Linked DNA regions of Homo sapiens: region 1 is linked to region 2. Evidence: read pairs that join two places in POLR2A ChIA-PET (ENCODE). Cell type or tissue: A673. All regions are shown on one strand.

Evidence for each region. Peaks named below come from ENCODE experiments on the same cell type or tissue, not always from the same donor. Only the 100,000 strongest peaks of a DNase experiment are listed, where the experiment ranks them.
Region 1: POLR2A ChIA-PET joins it to region 2 with 7 read pairs; 3 of 35 experiments call an interaction of 5 or more read pairs at or near these places.

Annotation. Positions count from the first base shown.
Region 1 is chr2:166,130,105-166,135,104 of GRCh38, reverse strand. The region is part of intron 2 of SCN1A-AS1 (SCN1A and SCN9A antisense RNA 1); the gene reads right to left. It also overlaps a transcript of SCN1A not described here. Among named protein-coding and RNA genes, the nearest start is that of SCN1A, 4.6 kb to the right of the region's middle. In A673, no CTCF peak of the experiment used is centred here; no DNase peak of the experiment used is centred here.
Region 2 is chr2:166,414,866-166,419,865 of GRCh38, reverse strand. It overlaps SCN7A (sodium voltage-gated channel alpha subunit 7), which reads left to right. Exons shown (of 26, transcript NM_002976.4): 21 at 2,881-3,159. Among named protein-coding and RNA genes, the nearest start is that of SCN9A, 41 kb to the right of the region's middle. In A673, CTCF peaks have their summits at 90 (motif pointing right) and 2,010; DNase peaks (open chromatin) are centred at 105 and 2,005.

The DNA.
Region 1 (5,000 bases), 280 kb after region 2:
GGGGGGATTGCTGAATGAAATAAATCAGGAAAGAACCCAAGCATTATGTTTAACTGACTTAAGAGCAAAGGAAAGAACACATAAACACAGAATAGAATCCACACAGTAACTTCATTCTTTATGATTGCTCAGGCATTTTCATTATTTGCATTTATGTTTATTTTCTCTTTATCCTCCTGTGGCAATAGATATGGAGATAATGCTTTAAATATTGTGATGTACCTTGATCTTTTCTGAAGAACCAAAGCTTTATGAAATCTTGATACATTTAAAGGAGGGGTATAAAGCTCAGGCATGTGAAATGTTGAATTTTGTCTCCCCATATGACAGATAACCATCATATAAATGTGGTTTATTAGACTAAAAAAGTAGAACACATATTTTTAGATTACATCTTGGCATTTCAAAGAAAGTATAGAACTTCAAGATAGTTTGCTTCCTGGATATTTTCTGGAGCTGTCTTTGGGCCTGCATTCCTGAAAGCTGTCAATGCTACACTCTGCATACCCAGAGCTCGTGCCCTTGGGCTTGAGTACTTTGTGGTTAATATTTAAGAACCGCATGTGGAGCTAGATTGAAGGACAGTCACTTTCTTTATTCTTTGCTAAAACCAATGTTGGTTAGTCCATCACCTTCTTAAACAGTAACTGCATTCATACCCTTCATCACATCCATCTCTCTGTCAAAACATGAGTGAAAATCAATTGTGGCATATCTAGAAATACTTCACTCACTTCCATTTTGCTTCTTATGTGCTGATGTACCTTACTCAATATTAATTTCCTTTAGAGTTAAACTGTGGGAAAACTTGAATGGACCTTTGTGGTATAAAACTATCTATGTGACCTTGGACAAGTCACTGCACCTCTCTTGGCATCAGTTTCCTCATATCCAAAATAAGAACACTTGCCTGGTTTATCTCTGAGACTTTTCCAGCTCCACAATTTCTCAATGATTAGCAAAACCCTATCGATAAAGCAATGGTAATGATTTATGTAAATTGACATTCTTTTTTATGAGGTTTACAAAGTTATTTTATTCTACTCCAGGGTTTTGTTGGAAGTCTATTACGGAATTTTTATTCATCAATACTCAGCAGATGTTATCAGGTTCTCTCCAGAAACTACCTTAATTCTACCACAGACTTGGGATATGTTTGGGGAACAATGACAAAAAAAATAAGTCATAGTTCTTACTTTCAAAGAGATTATTGAGTGGGGTCAGACCGTGGAGAGGTGCACCGATAGAGGGTGGAGGAAGATGCGGTCAAAGAAGAGAAGGTCCTGAAAACAGAGGAAACAAAGGAAGCGGAACAGTGAAGGCATAATGGCTCCCTGCTTGTTTAGGAAAAGGCAGAGTTTGTTGTTTTGAAAAACGACATTTAGTGTCATCTTCACTAAATATTAATAATGTCTTCTTACACGTTAGCTAAAGAAGAAAAGATCAAAAATAAACCAGGCCCCCAAATAATAAAGGATTTAAAATTAAAGATATATACAGAGCACTATAGTAATTTTTGAAGTGCTGTTCAGTTGGTGATATAATCAGAGGAATAATGCTATTACATCAAGTGATAAAAAGTAATTTTGTGATTTAATACTCATTCTGAACCTATATTGTAATGCTAATCTCATCAGATGATTGACATTCATATACTTAATTTCCCTTTGAGAAATCAGGTTCATGTATTATTCTGTCTTGTTTATAAAAGCTACTTATTTGGTTTAGGAATATTGTTATTTCCCTCTCCAACACCAATGTCTGCCTATGTAATTGAAAGGAAATTGCAGTGAATCTTCCAACAAGGAGTAACTGCTTCCCTGAAATAATCACCTGCAGACATAATTCTGGCTTCTGTGCGTTGTCTCGATAGCAGGGAAGGCAGAGGGCAACTGGGGAATCTGATTATCTCCATCATAATCCCACAACTTCCCTCCTTTCTCTTTTGCTTTTAATTACTGCATTGTGGTGAGTTAAGAAAAGCCTATACTATTTTTTCTTCTCCACTACCAGAAAGAGAGAGAGATAACTGGCATTCTCTCTCTAAGGATTTTTAAAATACTTTTAATAAAATTTTAAATAGTGTAATGTGTGCCCACAAGCACATTGGTTCTAAAGATACTTCAAAAATACTTCAGAATCAAATCTGTAAGAAAAAAAAATTCAATTATTTATGTTCATTATATTACAAGTGATTTAAAAACTGGTTATCTGTGCATCAAAAAATGCAAGCCTATAGCAGCTCTGATTCAGTGAATTCCAGTTGCGGGGAGGGGAGGAGCCCTCAGATATTTTTATATCATATTTGAAAAAAATGGCTGATTATTATTTTTTTAATTTATGGAATGTATGGACTTTACCAGAGTTTCAAAAGTCCACTTTAGTACCTATAAGATATTTTGAAATCAGTTGGCCAATTCTTGCCATCAAAAAATTGTAACTTTAAACTTGCAGAAAAACTAGTTGGCTCTAGTCCTAAAAGAGAGTTCTTAATTGCAGTTTCTGCATTTATTTGTCTAATAGCAAATAAATTTCACATTCATTTCTGACTCCCTTTCAAAAGGGCAGGTTAATCTCAAAAGGAAATATATGAGTTTATCATTTTCGGCTAGGATATGGTTTCTATTTCTAAAATAGTGGCACAGTGTTGGTGAATGCTTTGTGAGAGCAAGGAATTGGTAGTAGATTTTTGCAGAATGCTGCATTTACCAAAAGAAAAAAAAAAACCACTAGGAAATTGACATCTACAAAAGCAAAGTACTTAAGTAGTAAATTACATTTACCAAGGATCACATCAGTAGTGTGCTTTATCTGATTATTCCAATCAAAAGGGGGCAAAGTCAGGATTTGTAGTGATACAGTGGTCCTGTAGATCTAAAATCTTAAGGTCTGAGTTTAAATCCAAACTCTAGCATTTGCTATCTGTGTTGGGATCACTCCCCGACTTCATCAGAAGACCTGCTAACATCTAGACTTGTCTGTTGTCACCACCATCTCCTTTGGGATACCACCTCAAGGTACTCAAGTTCGCCTCCAGCCTCCAATTCCTTTCCTGCGGTGGGAAGAGAGGGGAGACCCAGCTTCATGTTGCTCAGTGACTATAGATTCCCAAACAAATGACAGGGGAATTTAGAAACATTTCTGCCTTAAAACTCAAATGTCATTTATAACTCTAAACAAGGGAATCTGGAACTCAAAACATAATGATTTGGTCATCACTTTGGGAAATTTTTGGCTAAAAATTAAGAATGGTTTCCTTCTCCTTGGCAGGCATAAAGTTAATTAATAAATTCTCTTCATAAGGCAGCTGGTTAAAGTTTCAGAACTCCACAACTCCAGGAGATACACATTTGAAAGAATATTTTTGATAACCAATTACCTTTATTTTCTATGCAAGAAAATATTAAAGAATATTCAGATACTAATTACACTAATTCCTCAGCCTTCTGATAATGAGATAGTTCTCTCTTTGAACTCTTTCAAGATCTAATGGCATCGAGAGACTCTCCTTTATGTCGTAAAACTAACAGACAAAATTACCTGGCCCAGCTTTTTCCACCTGAGTGACCTCACGCTCTCTTTAATACCCAAAATCTATTGACAGAGATTATGTCCCATTATAATATTCCCTTTTATGTTTTGGCACTGAGCAGTGCAACTGACAGAGCTATAACAAAGTAACAACCACATTCACAGGACAGAGACGGAGTCTTACAGAGACGGAGTCTTACAAAGACTAAATGACATCTTACGCCTTCATTCTCTTTTCCTTGTTAGGAACTCTCATAAAAAAGCCACAGCCATGCCCCCTCAGCCTGTTTAGCAGGTTCATGCATTACAGATTGAAGTATTGTCACCTAGGAAGTAGGCAGCTAATTTTTTCCAGCTTCTGAAACAAGATTACAAAGGGGTTCCTGGAATGGCTAACTTTACCAACGGGGGCAGAGGAAGATTAGTTTTTCATTTTTTGAAGTTGGAAACGTAACAGTGAGAAAGAGACAAAATTATCTCTCAATAAATTAATCTACAAAAAAATAAATAAAATGCAAAGCTGGTTCCACAGGGAGTTTACATTCTGGGAGCCAAATAAGATACATATATAAAACTCTTAGAACAAGGTCAAATGGGATAAGTGTAGTAGTGACATAGGGTAGCACAGAGTTTTGTTTTAATATCTTCTGCTAACTTTAAAAAATAAATATGTGATTTTAAGTGCATATTACACTAATTTAATAAAAATCTCATATTTTGCCTTTATGCTCAGTCTGAAACATGGAAGATTTAAAGTTACTAATACTGTAAAACTGCTTCAGCTCTGACGAATGAAGTATCTGTGTACAGAATGATGAGTTGTTAGTTAATAGTACTCTTTGGGCCATGCTTGGGATATTGGCCTTTTCTAGGAGTCTGTATGAGAATAGTCATTTATCTCCTTATGCTCAATGCTTTCAACTTGTCAAATGACCATGTTTCATAAGATACAACATAAAATTGTTCTATAATTAACAAAAGAAAAAAGAATTCTATCTGCTGAGAAAATAGAAAAGACGTTGGAGAAGAGAGAATATTTGACCCAGACATTTAAAATATCCGCCGAATTTGCTATGTGTAGATGGATGAAAGGTCTGCCAAGAGAAGTGAAGGTTGTGAACAAAGACATGGAGGCGGAAGAAAGGTAGTGTGCACACTGAATGCGTTGTGCCTTTCCATATGACTGACATGTCAATGTAAACTCCACAAAGGGAGGGTTTTGATCTGGTTTGTTTGCCGATGTTACTTAAGTATCTGGAAAAGTGCCTGGCATATATCAGGTGCATGAAGAAGTGAATAAATGAAGTGTCAGATGCCCAGAATATGAATAATACTTGATAGATGCAGTACTGGCAACTTTCTTGAAGCTAATGAAGTGGTTAGGACTCCATAGTTCAACAGAAACCAAGTTCACTTAAGCAAACATGGAGTTTGAGTTTATCATGGGACTCAACATCAAGAAAGTGTTT
Region 2 (5,000 bases):
CAATTATACACCTCAAAAACAAAAAATCTAAAATAGTAATTGTAACATATAATAAGAAACAGACTTCATTTAACCATATCATGAAGATCCACAAGGTGGTGATATTGCCCAGTGCTTTTAAACCAAAATAAGGTGGCAAATAAGCTGAAAATAAGGTGGTTGAATGGTTTGATAAGATTGAAGTTAAAATGACAAAACAGCCTAGGCACGGTGGCTTACACCTCTAATCCTAGCAATTTGGGAGACCGAGGCCAGCAGATTGCTTGAGCTCAGGAGTTTGAGACGAGCCCGGGTAACACAGTAAGACCCTGTCTCTACAAAAAATACAAAAATTAGCCAGGTGTGGTGTGTGCAAGTGTAGTCCCAGCTACTTGAGATGCTGAGGTGAGATGAGGTGAGAGGATCACCTAAGGCTGGGAGGTCGAGGCTGCAGTGAGCCGAGATTGCTCCACTGCACTCCAGACTGGGTGACAGAGTGAGACTGTCTCAAAAAAAAAAAAAAAAGACAGCCACATTTCCAGTATAAATACAGTTTAGTGATAGGAAAACATTATAGAATATTCTGACATGTAAACTACAGAGGGCCTATTTACTCAAAATACACATGCACACACACACACACCCCCCTAAGTAAATATGTAACTAAAATAAACTCTTTTTTATTTTCAAAAAACGGGATAATACCAGTTCTTTTTCCTAATAAGTTTAGACATATAGGGAGGAAAAAAAAGTAACAAAATCAGCAAGTTGTCTGCCCCAATTTAGAGAAAAGGAGGAAGAGATTTGCCAGGGAAACTGACTCTGTCAGAAATTAGGCCCTGTACCATTTAATGCTGTACATTCATTAGAATGGCAATGAAACAATGGCTGTGGACAATTCAAGGTCAGGAAAATAGTAGCCATGCTTAGGTCAAAGTCAGGTTCAGACCTGAAGCCTCATCTCCACCTCTGGAAGTTCTGTAAATTATCTCTGAAGATATATCATTGAGTATATTAGGAAGTTACATGCTTACAAAATTAATGATTTATGTATTTAATAAGTTTAAGGTCTTAGGTGCTGTCTACTTTTCAAATATATGTGTCAACTATATCCACTCTTTTTATTCTTTATATGTAGATTTTCTAAAAGACATGGCATTTTTCTTCAGCAGAACAATTAATGGACCTTTCAAAATATTTAAAAGTATTAACAAAAGATCTGTGATCTAGTTTTAGAAATAAAAGTGTTACTGAAATCATAGTTAAAAGCCTAAATATTAATTCAAAGACAGGCAACTATGGAACATAAGGAAGAGTATGCAGGCAAAAGGATTAGTATCTAGTAATGGCTGAAGGAAGGGAAGGTTAGAATGGTAGAAAACAGAATCAGTGGTGCCTCAGGAAGAAAGTGAAAGAAGGTCAGGAGAGGGAAATCAAAAGTATAAAATTAAGAGAGGCCAGGCACAGTGATTCACGCCTATAATCCCATCACTTTGGGAGGCCGAGGTGGGTGGATCACCTGAGGTCAGGAGTTCAAGACCAACCTGACCAACATGGTGAAACCCCGTCTCTACTAAAAAAAAAAAAAAAAAAAAAAAAAAAGCCTGGCGGGGTGGCGTGTGCCTGTAATGTCAGCTACTCCAGAAGCTGAGGCAGGAGAATCGCTTGAACCCCAGAGGCAGAGATTGCAGTGAGCCAAGATCGGGCCATTGCACACAAGAGCAAAACTTGGTCTCAATAAAATAAATAAATAAAATAAAATAAATAAAAAAATAAAAAAGCTAAGAGAAAAATAAGTAGTGGAAATAGTAAAACTATTATATTATTATATTAGATATAGCAACTGATTTGCATTTGCCGTAGCAGCTTCAGTGGAGTAATAAGAATACAATTCTGATTTGAATTTTAAAGAGTGAAGTCAGTTGAGGAAATAATGACAGTGATTATAGATTATTGCTGGTATTCAAGTTTAGGTGGCAGATTCATCTCCCAAGCTTCATACTCTGGAGTGACTCACCAGTGACACCAAATGGTTCAGTGAGGATTGAATCTTTGTGACGTACAGCAACCCATTTAATTTCCTGAAGCAATCTCTTCTCTTGGCTTCATTGACAGTACAAACTATTGGTCTTCTGATTCCCCTAACTACTCTTTCACATATTATATTTCACTTAAAATATATAATATATATATTTTAAAATAATCTCATACATACACATGGGTTCAGTTATCTTGAATGATCATTTCTGGCATGATACAGGACATCAATAAGCATATATATATATATATATTAAGCCAGCAAAATAATTATTTATTCTAGTATTTGTACTAATTAGCTCTGTTGCCATTTAATGATTTTTTAGTACAAACATTTTAAGAATATCTAGAGTTGAATGTATTTTCTTTTTTGTGGGGGGATGGAGTCTGGGTCTGTTGCCCATGCTGGAGTTCAGTGGCAGTATCTCTGCTCACTGCAAGCTCTGCCTCCTGGCTTCAAGCGATTCTCCTGCCTCAGCCTCCCGAGTAGTTGGGACTACAGGTGTCCGCCACCACACCTGGCTAATTTTTTGTATTTTTAGTAGAGAAGGGGTTTCACCATGTTAGCCAGGATGGTCTTGATCTCCTGACCTGGTGATCCACCCGCCTCAGCCTCCCAAAGTGCTGGGATTACAGGCGTGAGCCACCACGCCCAGCCTGATTTGAGTGTATTTTCTAAATAAAAATTGAATTGCTATTTAGGTTATTCCAGTACCAGCATGTGGGCTGTTAAATCTTTAGATATGGCCTTTTAAGGTTTTTTTTTAAATATGTTATTCTATCAATTAGTATTTTTCAAACTGATCAAAAACTAAAACAGTTTCAGATTTCCTATCTAAAGTTTACATTTTTTATATATACCAGGTGGTTGTGAGAGCTTTGATCAAAACAACCTTACCCACTTTGAATGTGTTTCTTGTCTGCCTGATGATCTGGCTGATTTTTAGTATCATGGGAGTAGACTTATTTGCTGGCAGATTCTATGAATGCATTGACCCAACAAGTGGAGAAAGGTTTCCTTCATCTGAAGTCATGAATAAGAGTCGGTGTGAAAGCCTTCTGTTTAACGAATCCATGCTATGGGAAAATGCAAAAATGAACTTTGATAATGTTGGAAATGGTTTCCTTTCTCTGCTTCAAGTAGTAAGTACACTTTTGACTTTTCCTTATTAATTATATATTCATCCATATTGTAGGTTGAATGCAAAGGACAAAATGTGGGCGATTAATACATTTGGTTATAAAATATTTTAGCAATTAGTAGATAAATGTAATGGGACATACAACTATCGGGGGAACCCATCCCAAATATTTCAACATAGGTTCTTTCTATTTTCCGTAAGTGTTGGCCAGCTGAGAAATAAAGAGAAAGAGTACAAAGATAGGAATTTTACAGCTGGGCCGCCGGGGGTGACATCACATATCAGTAGGACCATGATGCCCACCTGAGCCTTAAAGCCAGCAAGTTTTTATTAAGGATTTCAAAAGGGGAGGGGGTGTACAAACAGGGAGTAGGTCACATGCTTCAAGGGGCAAAAAGCAGAACAAAGATCACATGCTTCTGAGGAAACAGGACAAGGGCAAAATCAGAACTCCTGTTAAGGGTCTATGTTCAGTGGTGCACATATTGTCTTGATAAACATCTTAACAGAAAACAGGGTTCGAGAGCAGAGAACCTGTCTGACCTAAAATTTACCAGGATGGAGTTTCCCAATCCTAGTAAGCCTGAGGGTACTGTGGGAGACCAGGGCGTATCTCAGTCCTTATCTCAACTGCATAGGACAGACATTCCCAGAGTGGCTGTTTATAGACCTCTCTCCAGGAATGAATTCCTTTCCCAGAGTATTAATATCAATATTCCTTACTAGGAAAAGAATTTAGTGATATCTTCCCTACTTGCACGTCCATTTATAGGCTCTCTGCAAGAAGAAAAATATGGCTCTTTTTGCCCAACCCCGCAGGCAATCAGAACTTATGGTTGTCTTCCCTTGTTCCCTAAAAACACAGTTATTCTGTTCTTTTTCAAGGTGCACTGATTTCATATTGTTCAAACACACATGTTTTACAATCAATTTGTACAGTTAACACAATTATCACAGTGGTCCTGAGGTGACGTACATCCTCAGCTTACGAAGATAACAGGATTAAGAGATCAAAGTAAGACAGTCATAAGAAAGTATAAAAGTATTAATTTGGGAACTGACAAATGTCCATGTTAAAATGAAATCTTCGCAATTTATGTTCCTCTGCCGTGGCTCCAGCCAGTCCCTCTGTTCAGGGTCCCTGACTTCCCGCAACATACAACACTAGACTCATTTAAAGAGACAGGCCAGTTGCAGTGGCTCATGCCTGTAATCCCAGCACTTTGGGAGGCCGAGGTGGGCAGATCATGAGGTCAAGAGATCAAGACCGTCCTAGCCAACATGGTGAAACCCCATCTGTACTGAAAATACAAAAATTAGCTGGGTGGAGTGTCGCATACCTGTAGTCCCAGCTACTTGGGAAGCTGAGGCAGGAGAATCCCTTGAACCTAGGAGGCGGAGGTTGCAGTGAGCCGAGATCATTCCACTGCTCTCCAGTCTGGTGACAAAGTGTGACACTCTCTCAAAGAAAAAAAAAAAAAAAAGAGACAAAAGTTAAATACTGTCTCTGCCCCATTGGATGAAGGAAGTGGAGATGCAAGTAAATTTAACAGAGGAAATACAGATACTGGCCCAAACTATCTTTACCACCACTGATCAGGTTATAGGGTAATGTATTAGTCAGGCTTCCCTAGAGGGACAGAACTAATAGGATATATATATCCTATTATATATTATTATTATCCTATATAATAATATATATTATATATTATCCTATATAATAATATATATTATATATTATCCTATATAATAATATATATTATATATTATCCTATATAATAATATATATTATATATTATCCTATATAATAATATATATTATATATTATCCTATATAATATAT